Linked DNA regions of Homo sapiens: region 1 is linked to region 2. The links are chromatin loops, found by intact Hi-C in ENCODE. Cell type or tissue: heart right ventricle. All regions are shown on one strand. Each heading gives the region's core, and the rest is flanking DNA. Links, peaks and the distances in the headings are about the cores only.

The links. Hi-C counts contacts between places; a loop is a spot of excess contacts. Peaks named below come from ENCODE experiments on the same cell type or tissue, not always from the same donor. Only the 100,000 strongest peaks of a DNase experiment are listed, where the experiment ranks them.
Region 1: a loop joins it to region 2, with 4 times the contacts of the local background. A loop is called at or near these places in 3 of 110 quality-filtered maps.

The regions. Positions count from the first base shown.
Region 1 is chr11:115,898,808-115,909,961 of GRCh38, forward strand. It overlaps LINC02698 (long intergenic non-protein coding RNA 2698), which reads left to right. Exons shown (of 5, transcript XR_001748394.3): 3 at 1,929-2,040; 4 at 2,122-2,168; 5 at 2,678-2,767. Among named protein-coding and RNA genes, the nearest start is that of LINC02703, 15 kb to the right of the region's middle. In heart right ventricle, for the core only: no CTCF peak of the experiment used is centred there; no DNase peak of the experiment used is centred there; H3K27me3 peaks cover 913 bases.
Region 2 is chr11:115,959,439-115,970,592 of GRCh38, forward strand. No RefSeq gene overlaps it. Among named protein-coding and RNA genes, the nearest start is that of LINC02703, 45 kb to the left of the region's middle. RefSeq lists an enhancer at 7,837-8,407. In heart right ventricle, for the core only: no CTCF peak of the experiment used is centred there; no DNase peak of the experiment used is centred there; H3K27ac peaks cover 3,074 bases.

The DNA of each region.
Region 1 (11,154 bases), core at 4,079-9,078, 59 kb before region 2:
AGCCTTATCTTTTCATCATATGCCCATCAAGGTATATTGCTAAAGAGAAGAGAGCTCTCCAATTTCAGAAGTTCTGCCTAAGCTTTAACGTAAGTTATTTTTCCCCCGCTCCCTGTAATTTTTGCCTATTTACTTATCAGCTCCCCATACCCCATAGTAGATAGTGAGCAATTTGAGTGCTAGTTCTATATTGGTTATGTTCACCAGTGTGTTCTAGGGTTGAGCAGAGACACATAGTAGTTGCCCAATTAATATCTGCTAGACAAATGATTCATGAATGAAAGAATACAGGGATCCTATGTGCCAGTATGAAGCTGTGCAAGGTCTGTGCCTTAACCTGCCAGGAGGAAAAAACCTCAATGAAGGAGTCCTTGGAGAATGACAAGGGTCAAAAAATGGGGGAAGTCCAGTTCCATTGTTAAATCTACAAGGTGAAAGTTCAGTTTGAAACAAGGCAATCTAAAGGATCCTACACCGAATGACTGAGAATGAAGTGGGGAGTAGTAGGGCTGAGGACCAGGGACTGGGGGTTTAGGGGGTCATGTGTCACCATGTGCCACATGGTATGTGGCTGGGCAGGGTTTCATAAAGCAGAGCTGAGGAGGGAACATGGGTGTTTTGTCCCCCAACCCATTTCAGAATCATTTCCCTCTCCCTTAGTATGAACTTGGGTGTGTATGTATTTGCACGCAGGCACACACACAATCACAGGTATTTATGTATGGAGCATTTGGATCAGACTTTTAAGAGCAGATGTGAAAATGCCAGTGACTTTAAAACATGGCTGATGGTAAGAACAATTTTTTTTTCCTTTAAGGAAATAGTATAATAGGGTGCCTAAGACGACTGGGTTTTGGAGTCAGGCAGTCTGTAATGCTGGCTCCACCTCTCAGAAGTGGTGTGACTTCAGGATGAGGAAACTGCAGGGGCCTTAGTTTCCTGAACTCTAATAGTAAAATAACAATACCTAATGCATAGGCTTACTAGGAGCATTAAGTAAAATAAAATTATCTAATATGTGTGAAGTACTTAGCATAGTCTCTGGCATGCAATAAAATAAAACTATTGTTAGTGTTAATAGTCAACAAATACTTCCTGACTGTCGACTCTGTGTCTGATGCTTTGCTAGGATAGATGACTATGAAGAATAAGGCTGTTTTCACAGATGTTCCTGGGTAAAGATACGCTTTAAGTATTTCCCTTGCATATACTATCTAAGGGCAGCAGGTAGCAATTGGGGTTTATCCTGAGTGTTCGATCCAGGTATCTAAAGACTTGGCCTTTTGAATGCACTGGTGACTCTGGGCTGAGAGAAGGAAAAGGCACCACCTTCCAGGAGAGAGATTATCTATGGAGCAGCCCATTCGGCCGCATCCTAGGTTTTCCTAGGAGATTTCCCCATCGTCCAAAAACCAATGAGGTCTGACCTTGCAAGATGGATGAGCTCCCAGCCCAGAGCCATGTGACTGCAGCTGAGGACGAGCCCATTCATAACCCAGGCACAGACAGACCCGTTAGCGACATTGCTGCGGGCGAGCTATTACTTACAATGTAGTTAGTGTCGTTTAACCAGAATGGATGGGACACAATGTTTGAAAGAAGAGCCCTGAATCTGACCAAGAGGAAAATAAGTTAGAGCAGCAGCGGGCTGGTCTAGGGAAAGAGGGGGCAGAAACAGGGGTTTCCACTGAAGACAGGTCCTCTCTACTCAATACAATTGTTTTTCTTTATTAATAAAATGTTCAAGATTAAAGCTCCCACTGAAGGATCTGATGTGAGGTTAAATCATTGGGGAAAAGTGGACATGGCTGCAGAAAGAGAAAATACAAATTATATGGGAGAAAGAATAGCAGGGCTTAGGGACGGTGGTAACCATGACCATAGGGATGGAGCAGTGGAAATTGTAACTGTTTGGAATTTTTTCTAAGGCCTGATGTCTGGGAGCTCGTCTAATTCTGCCACTTTAAGGGTCTACTCTGCAGTCCTCAAAGTTCAGATGATTCTTCCCCAAACCATCAAAGACAGCCCTGGCTGTCTCTGGTGAGTATGTGTGTGTGTGTTTGTGTGTGTGTGTGTAAGCATCAAGTTCTCAGCCCAACAATGATTTATTTTCCCTTACAGAGTTCTTATGCCCATGAGGATGACCTATGAATCCCAGAAAGATACAGGTAGATAAATTTTCCATTCTCCCCCAACCTTGCTCCCTTTCTAGATTCCTTGGAGATTATCAGCAATGGCAAAGGCACAAGAAAATATATGTGAACTCTTGCTCCTCAGAAATATGTTGTGGCCAGTTTCCTGATAGGACACACCAGTGGATCCTATAATTCCAGCAGCCAGCTTGAGTCCCATCTCCCCAGTGAAGTCTTTCATGAACTACCCTGACCCCCATTGCTTTCTTCTGCACCTGGCAGGAAGCTAGTAGCTATAGAGCAGAAGAGTATAAGGTTTGGGTGAGACAAATGGGCTCCAACCCAAGATCTACAACCTTTGAGCTGTGTAAACTTACCCTTTTAAGTATCTGATTCTTGCTATAAAATGGATTAATCATAGTGCCTACTTCACAGAGTTGCTGTGATTATTGAGAAGATGTATATAAAGTACTTAGCATTGCAAGCATTCAATAAAGACTACTATTTCTCTCTGGCAACCTCCCATCATCCTTTTCTGTTTCCAGAATTGAGAATCACCAGAGAACTCTGTTCCAGGAATCAAGTGATTAAAGTTACAGTTCCAGTGTCATCACTAAATAGCAAGGTGACCTTGGATGCCTCATTTTATCAAATCTCTCCATTTTTCAACCTCTAAAAGTAGGATAATTTCACAGATTTGTTATAAGGATGAAAAGAGAAAATGGATGGGAAAAGTTTGTGAAAGCCTTTGAGATGTAGGACAATAAAAATGGGAAGAGATCTGCTGGGATGTTATCTAGCCCAACCTTCCACCAGGGGCTCACTGAGACTCTGCATGGAACTTTCACTAATGGAAAAATCACTCCCTCGCAGCAAGGTTTCATTGTTGGCAGACACAAAAAGGACTTTCAAAAATTATTTTTAAAATTTAAGAGATATTATGTCTCTAGGATGATATACATGTTTCAAGTAGTATTAAAAGCCACACTGATGGATATGTAATAATAAACGTATCTGTTATTAATTTTTAAAAAGAAAGAAACATTATGTAGTACCAATTTGCTTGCCAATCACCAAGTTTTTTCCTGGGACATAGCAGGCAACTAGACAATGCACGGAGCATACATAGGGTGCAGACTTAGAAAGGTTTTCCATGCATTGAAGTGAGTTGGATTTCCTGTAGCTTCTTACCTATTGAGTAGTGCTGCCCCCTATGTCAATGACCATCACCGTCTCCCCAAACACACACACATATACACAGCAGGGTTCTTAATTCCAGCTTTCTTCAATGGTTCCTCATTAGATATATGACCCAGTATGAGCAAAGTGTCCTCCTTCACTTTTACCCCTCACCTAGAGATTAGAGAAGCAAACAATTTGCATATGGTTCCAGAGTTATTTCTTCCAAAGAAATCATGTAATAGGATAACACTAGCTGCTGAAACAAATAAGCCCCTCAGTCTGGCTTTAGCACAACAGATATGTGTTTTCTCATTTACCTAATGGTTTTATGCTAGAAGCCCTCCAGATGGTAATTAGGCTTCAGAACCCTTCAATATTGCCTCTTTATTCTCACCTATGGCTGCAAAATCTTCTGCGTTTAGCTAGTAGATGGGAAGAGACTGTGGAAGATACACCTATTTCTTAAGCTCCATTATTTGAAGGTGATGTACACCACTCCTGCTCACACTCCATTGACAAGAATTCTAGTCCTATGGCCCTTCCTGGCTTCAAGAGAGACCAAGAAATTATAGTCCCTAATTGGGCGGCTAGTTGCCATCATCAAGTCTCCAATATAGAAGCTAGCTATCCCTGTCATGAAAAGGGCCAATTTTATAATAGTAAGAGTAACAGGCATTTGCGAGCGACACAGGTAGTCTTTGGAAGGAAATTGCCACTGTGGTACTTTCTATTTCATTTTCAAGACCTCTTCCCAGCCTTCTTCCACCAAATTTGCTGCATAGAATTTATCTTTCTCCCCACATTGTGGAGACAGCAGGAACTGAGCAGAGAAGAATTTCTGAGGCAGCAGATTTAAGAGCCAAGAATAAAGTGGGGACTGACTCTTTTTTCTAGGATAGGCATGTGGGGACAGAAACAACAGGTCAGGGAGGAGTTAAATGACAAGGACTGTGAGAAAGCAGATGAGTGAAGAGGTGAAAGCAGGAAACTGAGAGCACCCACATGGGATGTGTGGGGCCACATCCTTCTGTGTGGTGCTACATCCTTCTGTGTGGTGCTGGCAAACAGGTAAGCTTAGATGAACCTATGCTCTATTTCCCTTTTTCTCTCTACTCCTTCCCTTTCTATTTTATGGTTTTGGGGCTGATCACCTGAACATTTTACAAAAGAACTATTTAAATGCCAATGGGATTAGTGTCTTTTGCATAAGAAAAGTGGGCTAGATGGTATTCAGAATGGATCAAAATGAGTCATTCTTTGGTCTTATGATAAGCATTAGCCCACAACCTCAATTTGGAATAATCAAAAGTGAGGAATAACCACCAGGAGATGATGACCCCGCATGAGAGATATTCAGTCAGTTCTCTCGTTGCTTATCTCCCCAAAGCAATAGCTAAAGATACATCCTGAAAGCCATGAGAGTTTCAAGCACCTTCCCGTTGATGCTCACTGCGATTTCAAATACAGCACTGGAAATGAGCATAATTATCCTGATATGTGTGGACAGTTCAGTGCACAATAGGTTGAGATGATTAACTCTCTTATTCAGGACACTACATTTCTATTATGTTACATTAGTCTTGTTGAAAGTCATGTACCATGCTATTCCATAATGAGCTTACAGTCAACTAATCCCCTATGGCTTTGTTTTACACGAATTTCTAGAAAACTAAGACTTCTCCCATTCTATATTTGCACAGTTCATTTTGGAACTAAGGGTGGGACCCAAAATGTATCTCTGATAAAATTCATCTTGTGTATTCTATCCCCTCCTTCTAGCCTGCCTTCTGAATCTAGATTTTGTCATACAGCGTTATTAACTATCCCTCCCAGCTGGGTGCCATCTGCAACTTTGATAGCAAGCTTTCTCCATGATTTAGGCAGACATTTGTGATGGTCAAGTTTCAGCAGACTACTGTTTTGCATAGGCTATTGTTAAAATGAGCTTGTATCCCTTTGCATATATTATTCAATGAAAGGAAATTAGTAGGCCAGTGAACCAATGGTTGAGCTACCAACTGCAGAGAAGGTGACATGTTAAAACTTTGAATTGGCTCTATTTTACTTTTTGTATTGCTCCTGAAAGGTGAAAGGGGATAGCAGAAAAATCCTTTCTTGGTGCTGGAGAAATTGTTTGTTCTTGTTTGAGGACTAATAGATGTCTAACAGGTATCATTGGAACTTGCACATAACCAAAGCAAAACTTTTATTTTCCCTCCCAATCAGCTTCTCCCTAAGCTGCCTCATCTCAGAAAATGACACTTTCATTCTTCCATTTGCTCAGTCCATAAAACCTTGGTGTCATTTTCACTCTACTTTTTTTTTTCCCACTCCAAATGCAAATTATTAGCAAATTTTTTCAGCTCAACCTTCAGAAAATATCCAGGACTTCATCATGTTTTCATCACCCCAACTGCCACCACCCTTCTTCACCCTGACATCTTCTCTTGCCTGGATTATAGCCACAGCCTCCGAAGAGGTGAACCTGTCTCCTGATTTCCATTGTTGTCCAACCATAGCCCCCTTAGCAGCCAAAGCCATCCTTTAGAAAAACTAAGTCAGATCATGCCACTCTTCCGCTTAAAGCTCTCCGACGGCTCACTCAGAACGACCTATGCCAGCCTAAAGCGTCCTAGATGATCAGGCCCTTCTGATCCCTCTGACCCCTCTGACCTCCTCTCTCAGTCCTCCCGCTTGTTCACTGCACTTCGGCCACAGCTTTGGCTGTGCCCTTTCTATTTTACATTTTTTCCTGCTAAAATGCTCCTTTCCTGGTTATATGCATAGCAAGGTTTTGTTACCTTTTCATAAGGCCTTCTCTAACCATCCTATATAAAATAGCACACCTCTCCCACCTCGAGTGTTTTTTTCTGTCTTTTTATTCCATTTTATTTTTCTCCATAGCCTTTAGCACTACCTGGGCACAATATTCACTGATTTCTGGCTTATTGTCTCTCTCTTTCCACTAGAATATAAACTCCATAAGGGCAAGGGCTTTGTTTTGTTCACTACTATACTCTAGTGCTTAGAACAAGCCTGACACATAAAAAGCTTGCAATAAATATGTGTGGAATAAATGAGCCAGTGGCATTGAGTTCAACATGGTGTTATCTGGTCTCAGTTGCTTCAGATGTAATGTGATATTCGTTCAACAGATTTCAATCCATTTTTTCTCCCAATGCTAAGGAATTCTTCCTTTAAGTGAATATATAAGCAGAAATCAAACCATTTCAACCAGAAAAGCTCCACTTCTAATTAATTAATTATATTAAGTGAGCTTTTCTGGTTTACATGAGGGTAGAAAATAAATCAAGAACTGCCCCCCACTCCCCCAGTCATCATGTCTGCTCCAAAGTTTCCTCAGGGAGAATGTTTAAAAACCACAAAACCTAAATATTTCTATGACTTGATCAGTATGATGACTAGGAGTTACCAGAATTCATTACTAAGAATCATTGTGGTATATCATCATTTATGAGATTTTTTTAAAGGGGAAGCAATTATTTTTTAAACCTTATTTGAGCTTAGCTCTTACATCTTCCCTCCCAGTACTGAGGTGGGGGATAGATTAGATGACCTCTGAAGGTCTTGTTTCAGGATGAAGATTGTATGATGAAACATGAGCAGCCAGTGCTGCCATAATGTGTGTTCCTGCCTGAGATAGGAGAAAGGAGCTGTGGATTTTAGGGGAAGATGAAACTGAAATTTCAAATGCGACTCAACCCATTGCTGAAATGGAGGAACATTAAGTCTTCAAAGTTAAATGCAGATTCAATTAGAAATTTCACTGAAATTTCAAATTACAACCATTTTTCCCTCTAAACGACAGAATTATATGGCGTCAAGGAGAAACTGACAGGTAATTTGGGAAACTAAAGGTTCCTTGGACTCCGTAGTTAATGGAGAGTTTAGCACCAATTCCTGCGTAATTTGCACTTCTGAGAAGCAGAATTATTATAAAGTCAGACATCTCCAGCACTTTCAACTCTTGGATCTGCCGGGCTCTAAGATGACCAGGAATGTGGAAGGACCGAGGTCAGAGGTTGCCATTTCAATATCTGAGGCTGCCCAGCTCCCCCAAACTGGCATTTGAACTGAAGAGTTGAAAATTGGAGGTGACATTCAGAAGTCTCTGAAAATTATAACCCCGACTTCCTCCTTGAAAAGCTTATCTGAATCCTAGCTTATCCTTTGATGGGGTTACTGAAAAAGCACTCTGCTCTGAGCTCTTGAAAGATAACATTCAGCGCAAGTGAGGCCTGGCTGTATCCCTTGGGGGAAAACAGTGGCAGATGTAACAAGCTGGGGACGCTAATTAAAGGGTCTGGGCAACTTTCTGGGGATGAAGGAGTCTGCCCCTTCAGTCTCTGCTCCTCATGCTCATCAGGGAGTAACACCCTGAGTGCATGGGGCCCCATTAATAGAGGGGCCCTCCACTGCTGCCCCAGGAGGCAGCCTTCGTGCCTAAAACGGGGGTCACTCGGGAGAGGATGACTTCTCCTGCTGCTCAGGTGGCTTCTCTGCCTGTCTTTCTGTGGAACAGGGATGAGAAGGGAGTGAAGAGCTGCAAGGCCAAAGATCCCTTCTTTCCCAGGCATCAGGTAAGTCTCAGCAGTCCTGCAGACTGAACCACGGTCAGTGTTGGAATCAATGCTCCCGACTCCTTTGAGATGCAACTAGAACCATCCCTCATTTACTGCCACCAGTGCCGGTCTACTCTCTTTCTGAGCTCCACACTGCTCAGGGTCTCTCATGTTTGTTTTTGCCCTTCTCATTCTCTGCCTTACATGGCTATTTAAACATTTGCTGTGGGTTCCAGGACCTTCCAGCCAGGTGATAAGGTCCGTGAAAGCAGGAACTGTGTCTTATAATTGTAGCGCTCCCAAAGCTTCCTATAAGTTGCTGAGTACATAATAGGTGCCCATAAAATACTCTGCTCATCATCCGTCAAGTATCCAGTGAGCATGTTCGTTTTGTAGGACATGGCCCACTAAGTAGGAACCTGCTGCCTCCTCCTGCCCCCTGCCTCTGCCTCCAGCTGGCTGTGTGGCTTTGGACAAATAAACTCACTCTTGTAGCCTCCGTTTTTTACCTATCGTGAAGGGTAGAAAAGCCAGCCTTGTCTATTTCATAGCATAGTTGTAAAGGTTAAAGCAGTAAATTAATATGCTTGGTTTTTGGTCAAAATTATAATTTTTGTTTATAAGCACATGGGATTTAGGCTAGAGTTTTAGACACCTCTCTGGGTGTCAGTTTTTTAAGTAACATTTTTCATTCTTTATATTTTTAAAATGTATCCATTGTTCAATAAATATGCAATGAGTACTCACTATATGCAGAATATTGTGCTACCTGCTAGGAATAAAAGGATGCATCTAAGCCATGTCTCCTTTCCTACCATCTTACATTTCAGTGAGAGAGATAAGATTGGCAAACAACTAATAGATAAAACAAATGTTTCCTTATGTAAGAGACGATTATTACATATTGTTGTATATTCCCTATGATTATGCATATTACTCAAGTTGTATTAATTCTGCAAACATGTACCTATATGATTCTAAAAATGTCAGATGAACCACAAAAAAAATCCATTCCTGGACTTTGTAAAACACAAATCCACTTGATTTGTAGAGGTTTCTTTATAAAAATAAGCACTGGTTATGGAAAGAAACAGCAAAACCTTTTTTAAGTGAGTATCTAGGTGGGAAAAGAATGGTTTTAGAAGACATACAGCCAAGTGTACAGGTCAGCGGGCAGCTCAAATAATACCCTCAGCCCCAATGCCAGTCCTGAAACAAAACCAGTGGAGGCTGAGCAGCCTCTGCAGCAGATAAACCACCAGACACATGGCCATGGAAGAGTCAGTGCTAAGGAAGGGACTTGGGAAAGTGGGAAGCACCATCTGGGGCTGTTCTGGAGCAAAGAGTTCTCTGAGCTGACAGTCCAAGTTAAGCAGTAAACAATCATTGATTTTGCAAACAGAGCGTTCTTTCCTAAACCAAAGAGTAATCTTCTTATGTGCACAATGTGGAAAGGACAGTTGGTCCCAGGATGGTCTTTTTCATCTACGGCCGCACACACAGATAACAGTTATTGTCAGTATCACCATTCCCTAAAATAAATGACAGATAAATACAAATCTGGGAAGCTCACACATAGATGTACTATCTTCATAAAGTCCTTGTGTAACATAAAAATTTAATAACCCAGGTCATAGGTGTGGTAAAAAAAAAATCTGTAAGTAGTGTTTTAAAACAAATGTACTAAAGTTTGTGACAACTGTGCTACTCAGTCCCATCAGGTAAATTTTGATGTCTTTGTGTATATAATCTATCTTGTTCTCCCCAAAATGCCTAGAAGAGCATCTGGAAATAGTAGATGTCAACAAATTCATTTTTTAAAAGTTGTACTTAAGTGTTGCTAGAATAGCTAAATCAGTAGTGAAATAGTCAGTCATCTTATTCTGTTAAAAGCCCATCAATCAGATTGGCCCATTTGTTTTCCCTCTTTTAGAAAGTTAGCCCCATAAGAGCAGATCTTGTCTTTTGTATTCACTGATAAACTCTCAGTTCCTAGAACAGTGTTTGGCATATGGTAGGTGCCCAATAAACATTTCTTCAGTGAATGATCCAGTAGGCAAACTTGTTGACTGAATACATTGGTTTCAAGTCCCTGTTAACAAGTAAGGGACCTTCTGTACTAGTTGAACTGAAATCATATTAGCTATGCAACAAAAGTTCATTCGTTTATTCATTTATTCTCCATTTATTTACTTATTTATTCATTCATTCAAAAAGAAGCTATTTAGCATTGAGTATGTTCAAGTGACTGTGATGGAAGACACAAAGTCACATTATGGGAGGCACGAAGATGGACAAGAAATATTTTCCACCACTAGAAAAGTTATAATCATGTTTGTATCATGGAGAGAAACGTAACCAAATAGAACAATTGGATTAGGGTTGAATTGGAAAGATAACCTCTCAAGTTTCCTTAATTCTGAGATTCTGTGATACTGTGATTGAAGTGCTAATTTCAGATATCTATGATACATGCAACCTGATGTTATTGAGATTAAAAAATTAAACTCTTTTAATGGCAAGGGATTTATGAAGAATGTGTATTTTGAGTGAATTGGTATTTGAGAGCTAGAGGATCACTAGATTGCCCTGGGTTCTGAGCAGCCTCCACATCACTGGGTCGGATAGTGTACTATCCATGCCTTCCATGCCTTCCATGGAGTGTATTGCCTGCAGCCCGAATTCAGAATGACCTTGGCCCCAGCCAGTAGCCCTCCTACAGAACAAGTCACCCTCTTATGTACCATACCTCCACGGAGTCACCGTGGATCTGCTGCTAAAACATGGAGGGAGTGTGTAAAAGTCACAGCCACATTAAATTTGAAGAGGATGACAGATATAACTTGAAAGTCATAGAAATCAGCTTCAAGCAGAATAATCCCTTCCATTATATAGACTTTAGTTTCTGAAATGTTTTTCTTATACGTTGTCTCATTGGGTCTTTTACAATACCTGTTTTTTTTTTTTAACTTTCTCCACTCATTTTATTGAAGAGGGCACTCAGTCTCTAAGTGGGAATGTCGTTTGCTCAAGCCAACATGATTAATCAGTGGTAGAACTAGAATATGCTTTTTCCTCCACACCATGAAGCCTCCCACATTGGATACTATGATTCTGTGGGAGGACCAACTATCCTTTCTTTGCACAGGGAGAGGCTCTCTCTGCCCAAAGGTGAGGTTATAAAATAATGCAGTCCCTATGCCCCAAGACCCTCTGTGATGCCAGCACCAGACAACATTTCTCCTGATTCACTAGTG
Region 2 (11,154 bases), core at 2,944-7,943:
GATGCCAGACAGTCGGGTAAAGATGAGAAATTGCTGTGTGGCTCCGGGGCAGATTGCCTTGCCTCTCTGAGCCTCTGCTTCTTTCTTTGTAAAAGAAGTCGGTTCCCAGTTCCAGTGTGAGTCTCCTACATACTATGATTCTCAAAGGTTTCAAAGGGCATCCGGAGATGGGGGCCCTCCCCGTGAGTAGGGGTACAAGGTCACAAACAGGATCTTGTTCACTCCTGCTGCAGTCCTGGAGTTAAACAATATAGACCTTTGCCAAGTGAGCTCCGGAAGAGGCCACAACCAGACAGGGGTGGGCTGAAGGCCCGACCCCCCTCCTCCAGCTGGTGCTGTCCTCCCCACAGTTCCCTGGAGTCTGCCTGCTTATTTTGTGCAAGAGACACAAGAAGATTCTCTGAAGCTCTCCCTTCCCCACTGTCGTTCAGCTGTAGTGATTGGGAGCCCACAATGTGCACTGCGGAGAAGATAGCTCCAACATGTTTTTAATATGTATGTATATATTTTGTATATATAGAGTTGACCATTGAACAATACGGAGGTTGGGGCACCAACTCCATATGCCATCAAAAATCCACATATAACTTTTAACTCTCACGGAACTTAACTACGAAAAGCCTATTCTTGATTGAATGCCTTCCCAATAACATAGTCAGTTAGCACATATTTTGTGTGTGTATTATATACTGTATTCTTACAATAAAGTAAGCTAAAGAAAGAATGCTATTAAGAAAATCATAATGAAGAGAAAATGTATTTACTATTCATTAAGTGGAAGTGGATCATCATAAAGGTCTTCATCTTCAATGTCTTCATGTTGAGTAGGCTGAGGAGGAGGAGGAAGAGGAGGCGTTTGTCTTGCTGTCTCAGGGTAGCTAAGACAGAAGAAAATCCATGTATAAGTGGGCCCACACAGCTCACAGCTCAAGCCCTTATTGTTCAAGGGTCAACTCTGTATGTGTGTGTGTGTGTGCGTGTGTGTGTGTGCGTGTGTGTGTGTGTAAATATAAAGTTTTTTTGGTAAACAGTTGCTAGTTCAAATATGATTTTATTCACAAATTATTCTGGGGTTTAGATTTTTCCTGCTGCCTTCTTTGGATTAATAGTGTCTTTTGAAAAATCTCTGACATACCAGGGGCTGGAGAGATTTTCTGGTTCCTCTCTAAGCTAATGAAAATTTCTTTTCTATTTTCAAAAAGAAAAATGGTGATAATAACAACTCATCTTCATTGATAACTTAGTGTGTGCTGGACATCATGCCAAACATGTAACGTAAGCTATTTTAGTAATCCTTGTGATATATGTATGTCATCCTTATTTTGCAAAAGCTCAGAGAGGTTAAGGAACTTGTCTAAGACCACACAGGTAGCAAGGAGGGAAGCACAGAAGGAGGTCCTGGCCATTCTCTTCATAGCTTCAGAGAACCTTCTCTCCTGCACCTTCTCCTTGGTCCCTGGTTTTAATGTTTGGCAACACTGACTGCCAAGAAATCCATCGCATCTGGTAATGACATGGAAGAGTGGAGACAGGACACTGGCCTCAAGGCCAAGTCCATGTTTCCAGCCCTGACTCTATGACCTCCTGCCAAAACAAACAAACAGAAAAAGAAAAAAAAAACTTAATAAGCTTTCCAAACCTCTTTTATCCTCTTCACAAAATTACTATAAAAATGAAGAAGATAATATTCATGAAAATACTCTGAAAATTATAAAGCACTGTAGGAATATTTAGTATCATGTTTCGTTTTGACACTGGCCAAGACAGAGACCAGAGTTACCTCTATGCATGGAATAAGTTCCTTCATCCCTTAGCAATGCCTGCATCTCCTCCATCAGCCCTGCCGCTGCAACGGAGGTGTGAGTGTTAAGCTTCCCCTGGCACCGATCTCTGCAGCAATCTCCAGCTCCTTTCCTCCCAAGGCTCCCTCTGGACTTAGAGGAGGCCGGAATGGCTGAGTCAGCTGCATTTCCTTCTGTCTCAGGGATCCCTTAAACCTGTTACTGAAATTGGCTCCGTGGTACCTGCAGGTTTGCTTGCCATCCAGCAAGTCCCCTGGGGTGGCCCCATTAATCACATTTGCTCTCTTTCCCCTCTCCAGCTGGCTCTGAGGACAGCAGGTAGGTGTGTGGAGCCTCTGTGTGTAGGTGTGCGTATGAATTCGTTTGTCCCCTGGGAGCAGCTGGAGACTAAGTTTCCCTGCAATAAAAGTGAGTTAGTTGCTTCTTTCCTGATAACCATAATCCATTCCACTTCTTCCAAGGAAATGACAGGCCCCCAGGTGATGCATCCCCATGACTGGGAGAAATTGGCTATTTTAGTCCTCTTCGAACATGGAGCAAGTTCTTGGAGCTGTCCTGCGGCAGCCTGCCAGGCCTTTCTGCTATTAAGAACACCCTATTCTAGTTTATTCCCTGGTTTCTGGGCTCCCCACAATGATCTATATGAGTTTCAGAGCTCAGGAGACACCCTGCACTGCTCTGCCTGCAAGCTGGGCCATTCTTGGAGGTGGGATATACCAGAGCTTTTCAAACGTCTCCACCCAGCAAAGTTCCCTCTGGCAGAGGAGCCTGAGAGTGTCCTCCAGGGAGGCTGGGGGCAGCGCCTGAAGCAGCCCCACCACAGCACATCTCTTTGAAGTCTTATGTTTTATCTCAGGAATTCACGTGAATTCTGCATTCTATTCCATAATACATATGTTTGTTTTAATATAAAAATGTTTTAACCCCAAATCTTCAAATAAAATCAATGCCCCAGGAAGATATAACTTGTTTATTCTATACCTTTAAACTGCCTAGTTTGCCACTGCATGCCCCCAGGGGTACAAGTACTCTAGTTAGAGAAGCAGTTGCAATAAGGGCGACAACCAAAAAAGTGTAAGTCTTCACAACTTCCCCTCCCCAGTCTTCTGGAAAAGATCTAAGTCTACCTGCTTAGTTGTCATGTCTGTTGTTCTGGACACTAGAAGAATGGGGAGAGATGAAGAACTGAGGAAGATGCAGAGGCAATACTGATCCACAATGTCTGGAAGCTTCAAAATGCTTGTTGAATGAATATTTTTCCTTCCTGCTTTAGCTCAGTCTCATCATCGAGAATCAAGTCCTAATCAGGCAGTCTTTGTCTCAGTTCCTAACCCTACTCCAGCAGGTTATGAAGGTTAACAGCATGAACATCTTTATTATTTATCTGTATATTATTTGTACCAGCCTCGGAGAATGAAAGGTACCTTCCTTCTGAGATAGGTTGTTCTTAGCCGATGTGACCCTGAGAAATTTGGGAGAAAACAACAGTTTTGTTTCGTTTTGTTTTTTTCATTCTAATTGTCTCAAGGGGAAGTCCAGTTAAGAAGAAAACTGATATTGGGATTGAGTATACCAAAGAAGAGAAGTCCAGGGACTTTAAAAAACAAAAATGGGGAGAATCGATTTGGCTGAGAGGAAGCCTTTTGGCTGATTCAGGGGATTTAATCTGGATTGGACAAGTAGATCTAGCTGATCACTGGAGAAAGTCCCCAGAAGCCAGACGACTCTACTTAAAACAATTCAGAGGCATCTCTGCCCGGAGGTGGGGGCTTGTCCGGGTGACACGCTGCAGCCTCCTCTGCTTCCCTCGCTCTGTCTCCACTACCCAGGATAGTCCCCAAAAGGTACAACTATAGGCGAGATAAACGATCGGGCGCAAAGGCACAACCTAATATAATATTTGCAGTATTTCTCAGACAGACAAGGGAAACATCCAGCTCTGTGATTTTGCTTGATACAACAAAGCCAAACCTTCATCACACAAACGTACAAGGAAGCCAAGAGCGAGAGAGCTGTAAACATCTCAGAGCAGCTCTGCAGACAGCCCCGTATGGAGACACATTTCAATGGGGGTGGCAGGGGTGGGGAGGAAAGATGAAGCTTGCCAAGTCACAGGCACTCTGATTTGCAGGGAGCGTAGCATGGATATTTCAAATCATTTCCTTTTCGTTAGTACCTAATCCCCCAGCTGTTCTCCGAGCATTGGCTCAAATGCTGGAAAACAGTCAGCCTCAAATGTAAAAGCCACAGGGCTCCTTTAAATTATGTTGTCTTGCTACATTGATATATCATGTCAACCCAAACTTGTGGTGTATGGCTTCTGGGAAAAGGCAATTTTGTCTGATGATGAATTTAAAGGAAAATGAGCCATTTTTATCAAGGTCACTTAAAATTAAAACAGTGTCAGTCTGGTCCTATGTGAGGATTTTGATGTACTGGAGGGAGGTTATTTCACAGCTACTGTCCCTGATCTCTCCTGCATCTCTCTGGGCTCTGGGGTCTGAAAAGACTAGGAGCTGATGGGGAAGTAGAGGCCTCCTGCTTCAGGGAAGTAGAGCCGGTGTCTCGCACCAGAGCCCCAGATGGAACTCTGTCCCATTCACATTAATTGAATCCAGTACTTTGAACTCTTACATATGCCTGTTCATATAAATTAACTCATTTAGCCACATGAAGCACACTGTATTGTCCCCATGTTTTTTTCTGATGTGGAAACTGAGGCTCAAATGGGTGAAGCAACTTGCCCAAAGATGCTGTGCTAAAATGCTACAAAACCAGGATTGGAATGAAGGCTTCCAGTGTCAAAGCTCGGGCTCTTTCTATTCCAACAGGAGTTCTCATTCTACATTCATGTATTCATTTACTCCTTTATTTACATGCTCAACAAACATGCATTGGGCATTTACTGTGTGCCAGGCACTAGGGACACAAGGATGACTTAGGCATGGTCCCTGCACTAAAAGATTGCAGAATCTAGTGGAACTCACAGTCTAGTCTTGCAATATTTATTCAACAAATATTTAACATTTAGTAGAACAAACAGCTGGCCTGATTGAGCACAGTTCTTAAGCAGCTGTTTCATGTCCCATAGTTGTCCTCGCTATTGTTTTAGAAGTGAGTGGGTGGCATCCCGTTCCCCTTACTCAACAGGCAGTGCTAACTATGGTCCATGCCCAGGAAGGCCTTGTCTCTGATTCATTAGGTCATGAGCCTTAGACATTGTATTTTTTAGAAGCTCTACAGATGGAGTCATTACCAGCTGAAAACCCAAGCTTTGGGGTTTCACAAACCCAAGCTTTGGGGAGGCACACTCCTTTGGGGATGTAAGTGTAATTTTGCTTCCCTGATTTTCATCTTTTATTTGGGGCCTGGAAAATTAATAAAGCAGACTTTCCCCCATGTTTCATTATTTCTTGGATTATCATATTAAGCAGACCCTCAGTCCTACACTAGACATTAGTGGGCTAATGTTGCACATTTGTCAGTGGTTGAGAATCACTCCTTTGAAACTACCATTATTTAATTGGCTGAATATTCATCATAGCTCCTTCCCTACCCCATTTCCCCTTCTGAAGACACCCTCTAAAGCAGTGATCCCCGACCTTTTAGGCATCGGGGGCTGGTTTGTCAGTCTGAGACAAACCAGTGGAAGACAATTTTTCCATGGATCCAGGTGGCAGGGGGTGGTTTTGGGGTGAAACTGTTTCACCTCAGATCATCAGGCATTAGTTAGGTTCTCATAAGGAGTGTGTAACCTAGATCCCTCACATGCACAGTTCACAATGGAATTTGTGCTCCTATGAGAATCTGACAGGAGGCAGAGCTCAGGCAGTAATGCTTGCTCACCACTCATCTCCTGCTGTGCGGCCTGGTTCCTAACAGGCCACAGACTGGGGACCCTGCTATAAAGGACTTCATCCTTCACCTCCCACTACTTTGGAAAATGTCACTGATGCTGCCTCCTAGCCTCCCCTAGCAGCCTTGTTCATTCGGTGGTGCCACACCTTTGCCACAACTCTGCACCTGTTCTCTGTCCCCTTGCCTCATTGTCGTGCCTCTCAGGCCACTCTCACCTGGTGAACACTCACCAGTACCATAGGCCCTCTTTATTCAGGCCTGATTCCTCAAACCCAAGGCCAAGCTTAGCTCAGGGGGAGGTCAGAAAACTTTCTGAGACCAGGATAATAATGAAAAGAAAAAGAAAAAAAGGATAATGGTGAAAATGTTCTCTTTTTTCACCCCATGCACACATATTTTGGTGCTTAGGATCATTTATCCCAGGCCTTCTGCATTCATCTCCCCCTTTCTCTTCCTCCTCTTTTTCCTTTTTAAATTGTACCCATCACTTAATCCAAAACAAAATCATCTGGAAATAAAAACAGAATCTAGGAAATATAAGTCCAATGACTTTGTTCATTGCTTTTATTTTGTAGCCAATACAAGTGAAGCCAGAAAGGGAAAGTGCTTTTCCCAAAGGCACACAGCTTCCCAGTGTCAGTAGGTAGAACTGGAGCCCGGAGTATCTAAGTTAGGACCTCGTGTTTGTGTCAAGCCCTATCCTTAACACACTCCTCCAGATGGCAGAGGCTGCCAGCTCCCTCTCATGCCACTCAGCCAAATACCAGGACAACTTCCGTGGTAGAACCAAGTAGCAGACAAGTTCCATGGTGGGTTAGGCCTGAAGTGCAGCCAGGCAGCCAGCAGAGTGTCAGCCAGCTGGCCAGGGGGTCATTAGCATTCAGGAAATATGACAAGCCTCTGCTCCCTGTCTACTGCCATGCAGCATGCGTCACATGACATGACAGGAGTGGCCCTGGTTTAAGAAGGGAATCAAAGGCAGGGCCATCTCCACAGCTGCAGGTTAATAGTGGACGAATTACACACTTGGAAAACAGTTTTCCCCTCGATGCATTATCTGGACCATTTCAAAGCCCTTTGTCTGGGCTAAGCTGGCTGTCAGTGATATTTGCAGGCCAGGGACTTGCAGAAAAGATGTATTTTCTGACAGGGAGAAGGTCACCTAGGCAGAGGCCATTACAATGAGCTGCGGTCAGGTCGGAATTTCCCAGATCCCGGTCGATGTGGTCTCAGGGCATTACTCAAGCATTGGGATTAGAGCACTGGCCAAGAAAATGCTCTTCAAATTGGTCGACAAGTTACACGCCATGGGAAAGTCACTCTCTCGTTTACCCTCAGTTCCCCAATGCTTAAAGCTGGGCCCTGGGGTCGGAAGATTTCTGCAGGTCCAAATAGGGAGCTCAGCAGATGGGGGTGCTGCTGAAGGGTGGGCTGTGTGAGGGAAGCTGGGTGAAAGAGAGAGACTGAACTTCAGCTCCAGTTTGGCCCTGAACTCACTGAATAACTGAATAGGTCACTGGGTGTCCTGGATCTCAGTTTACTCATCTATAAAGTGGGACTAATAATACTTACTGATAGACACCTTTGGTACATTACACAAAACAGATATAAAAAGTCTGAAAACTTAAAAGTGATATTGTCTTCTGAATGTAATTTCAGGAAACAAAAGCCCTTCTTTATCACTCCTTTAGATGTGTATGGGTATGAACAAAATAAGTTATATTAATAGGGGTGTCCAATATTTTGGCTTCTCTAGGCCACATTGGAAGAAGAAGAATTATCTTGGGCCACACACAAAAAATACACTAATGAGCTGTATTAAAGCTGATGAGCGAGGGGGAGGAGCCAAGATGACCGAATAGGAACAGCTCCGGTCTACAGCTCCCAGCGTGAGCCACGCAGAAAACGGGTTATTTCTGCATTTCCAACTGAGGTACCAGGTTCATCTCACTGGGGAGTGCCAGACAGTAGGTGCAGGACAGTGGGTGCAGTGCACCATGTGCGAGCCGAAGCAGGGCGAGGCATCACCTCACCCGGGAAGTGCAAGGGGTCAGGGAATTCCCTTTCCTAGTCAAAGAAAGGGGTGACAGACGGCACCTGGAAAATCAGATCACTCCCACCCTAATACTGCGTTTTTCCAACCAGCTTAAAAAACGGCACACCAGGAGATTATCTCCTGCACCTGGCTGGAGGGTCCTACGCCCACCGAGTCTCACTCATTGCCAGCACAGCAGTCTGAGATCAAACTGCAAGGCGGCAACAAGGCTGGGGGAGGGGCGCCCGCCACTGTCCAGTTAGTTGTTTGATTAGGTAAACAAAGCCGCTGGGAAGCTCTAACTGGGTGGAGCCCACCTCAGCTCAAGGAGGCCTGCCTCCCTCTGTAGGCTCCACCTCTGGGGGCAGGGCACAGACAAACAAAAAGACAGCAGTAACCTCTAAAGACTTAAATGTCCCTCTCTGACAGCTTTGAAGAGAGCAGTGGTTCTCCCAGCACGCAGCTTGAGATCTGAGAACGGGCAGACTGCCTCCTCAAGTGGGTCCCTTACCCCCGAGTAGCCTAACTGGGAGGCACCCCCCAGTAGGGACAGACTGACACCTCACACGGCCAGGTACTCCTCTGAGACAAAACTTCCAGAGGAACGATCAGGCAGCAGCATTTGCGGTTCACCAATATCCGCTGTTCTGCAGCCACCGCTGCTGGTACCCAGGCAAACAGGGTCTGGAGTGGACCTCTAGCAAACTCCAACAGACCTGCAGCTGAGGGTCCTGACTGTTAGAAGGAAAACTAACAAACAGAAAGGACATCCACACCAAAAACCCATCTGTACATCACCATCATCAAAGACCAAAGGTAGATAAAACCACAAAGATGGGAAAAAAACAGAGCAGAAAAACTGGAAACTCTAAAAATCAGAGTGCCTCTCCTCCTCCAAAGGAATGCAGCTCCTCACCAGCAATAGAACAAAGCTGGACAGAGAATGACTTTGACGAGTTGAGAGAAGAAGGATTCAGATGATCAAACTACTCCGAGCTAAAGGAGGAAATTCAAACCAATGGCAAAGAAGTTAAAAGCTTTGAAAAAAAATTAGACAAATGGCTAACTGGAATAACCAATGCAGAGAAGTCCTTAAAGGACCTGATGGAGCTGAAAACCAAGGCACGAGAGCTACATGAGGAATGCAGAAGCCTTAGTAGCCGATGCAATCAACTGGAAGAAAGGGTATCAGGGATGGAAGACAAAAGGAATGAAATGAAGCGAGAAGAGAAGTTTAGAGAAGAAAGAATAAAAAGAAATGAACAAAGCCTCCAAGAAATATGGGACTATGTGAAAAGACCAAATCTACATCTGATTGGTGTACCTGAAAGTGACAGGGTGAATGGAACCAAGTTGGAAAACACTCTGCAGGATATTATCCAGGAGAACTTCCCAATCTAGCAAGGCAGACCAACATTCAAATTCAGGAAATACAAAGAACGCCACAAAGATACTCCTTGAGAAGAGCAACTCCAAGACACATAATTGTCAGATTCACCAAAGTTGAAATGAAGGAAAAAATGTTAAGGGCAGCCAGAGAGAAAGGTCGGGTTACCCACAAAGGGAAGCCCATCAGACTAACAGCTGATCTCTCAGCAGAAACTCTACAAGCCAGAAGAGAGTGGAGGCCAATATTCAACATTCTTAAAGAAAAGAATTTTCAACCCAGAATTTCATATCCAGCCAAACTAAGCTTCATAAGTGAAGGAGAAATAAAATACTTTACAGACAAGCAAATGCTGAGAGATTTTATCACCACCAGGCCTGCCCTAAAAGAGCTCCTGAAGGAAGCACTAAACATGGAAAGGAACAACTGGTACCAGCCACTGCAAAAACGTGCCAAATTGTAAAGACCATCAAGGCTAGGAAGAAACTGCATCAACCAACAAGCAAAATAACCAACTAACATCATAATGACAGGATCAAATTCACACATAACAATATTAACTTTAAATGTAAATGGGCTAAATGCTCCAATTAAAAGACATAGACTGGCAAATTGGATAAAGAGTCAAGACCCATCTGTGTGCTGTATTCAGGAAACCCATCTCACATGTGGAGACACACATAGGCTCAAAATAAAGGGATAAAGGAAGATCTACCAAGCAAATGGAAAACAAAAAAAGGCAGGGGTTGCAATCCTAGTATCTGATAAAACAGACTTTAAACCAACAAAGATCAAAAGAGACAAAGAAGGCCATTACATAATGGTAAAGGGATCAATTCAACAAGAAGAGCTAACTCTCCTAAATATATATGCACCCAATACAGGAGCACCCAGACTCATAAAGCAAGTCCTTAGTGACCTACAAAGAGACTTAGACTCCCACACAATAATAATGGCAGACTTTAACACCCCACTGTCAACATTAGACAGATCAACGAGGCAGAAAGTTAACAAGGATACCCAGGAATTAAACTCAGCTCTGCACCAAGCAGACCTAATAGAAATCTACAGAACTCTCCACCCCAAATCAACAGAATATACATTCTTTTCAGCACCACACCACACTTACTCCAAAACTGACCACATAGTTGGAAGTAAAGCACTCCTCAGCAAATGTAAAAGAACAGAAATTATAACCAACTTTCTCTCAGACCACAGTGCAATCAAACTAGAACTCAGGACTAAGAAACTCACTCAAAACCTCTCAACTACATGGAAACTGAACAACCTGCTCCTGAATGACTACTGGGTACATAATGAAATGAAGGCAGAAATAAAGACGTTCTTTGAAACCAACGAGAACAAAGACACCACATACGAGAATCTATGGGACACATTCAAAGAAATGTGTAGAGGGAAATTTATAGCACTAAATGCCCACAAGAGAAAGCAGGAAAGATCTAAAATTGACACCCTAACATCACAATTAAAAGAACTAGAGAAGCAAGAGCACACACATTCAAAAGCTAGCAGAAGGCAAGAAATAACTAAGATCAGAGCAGAACTGAAGGAGATAGAGACACAAAACACCCTTCAAAAAATTAATGAATCCAGGAGCTGGTTTTTTTGAAAAGAACAACAAAATTGATAGACCACTAGCAAGACTAATAAAAAAAGAAAAAAGAATCAAATAGACGCAATACAAAATGATAAAGGGGATATCATCACCGATCCCACAGAAATACAAACTACCATCAGAGAATACTATGAACACCTCTACCCAAATAAACTAGAAAATCTAGAAGAAATGGATAAATTCCTTGACACATACACCCTCCCAAGATTAAACCAGGAAGAAGTTGAATCTCTGAATAGACCAATAACAGACTCTGAAATTGAGGCAATAATCAATAGCTTACCAACCAAAAAAAGTCCAGGACCAGATGGATTCACAGCCGAATTCTACCAGAGGTACAAAGAGGAGCTGGTACCATTCCTTCTGAAACTATTCCAATCAATAGAAAAAGAGGGAATCCTCTCTAACTCATTTTATGAGGCCAGCATCATCCTGA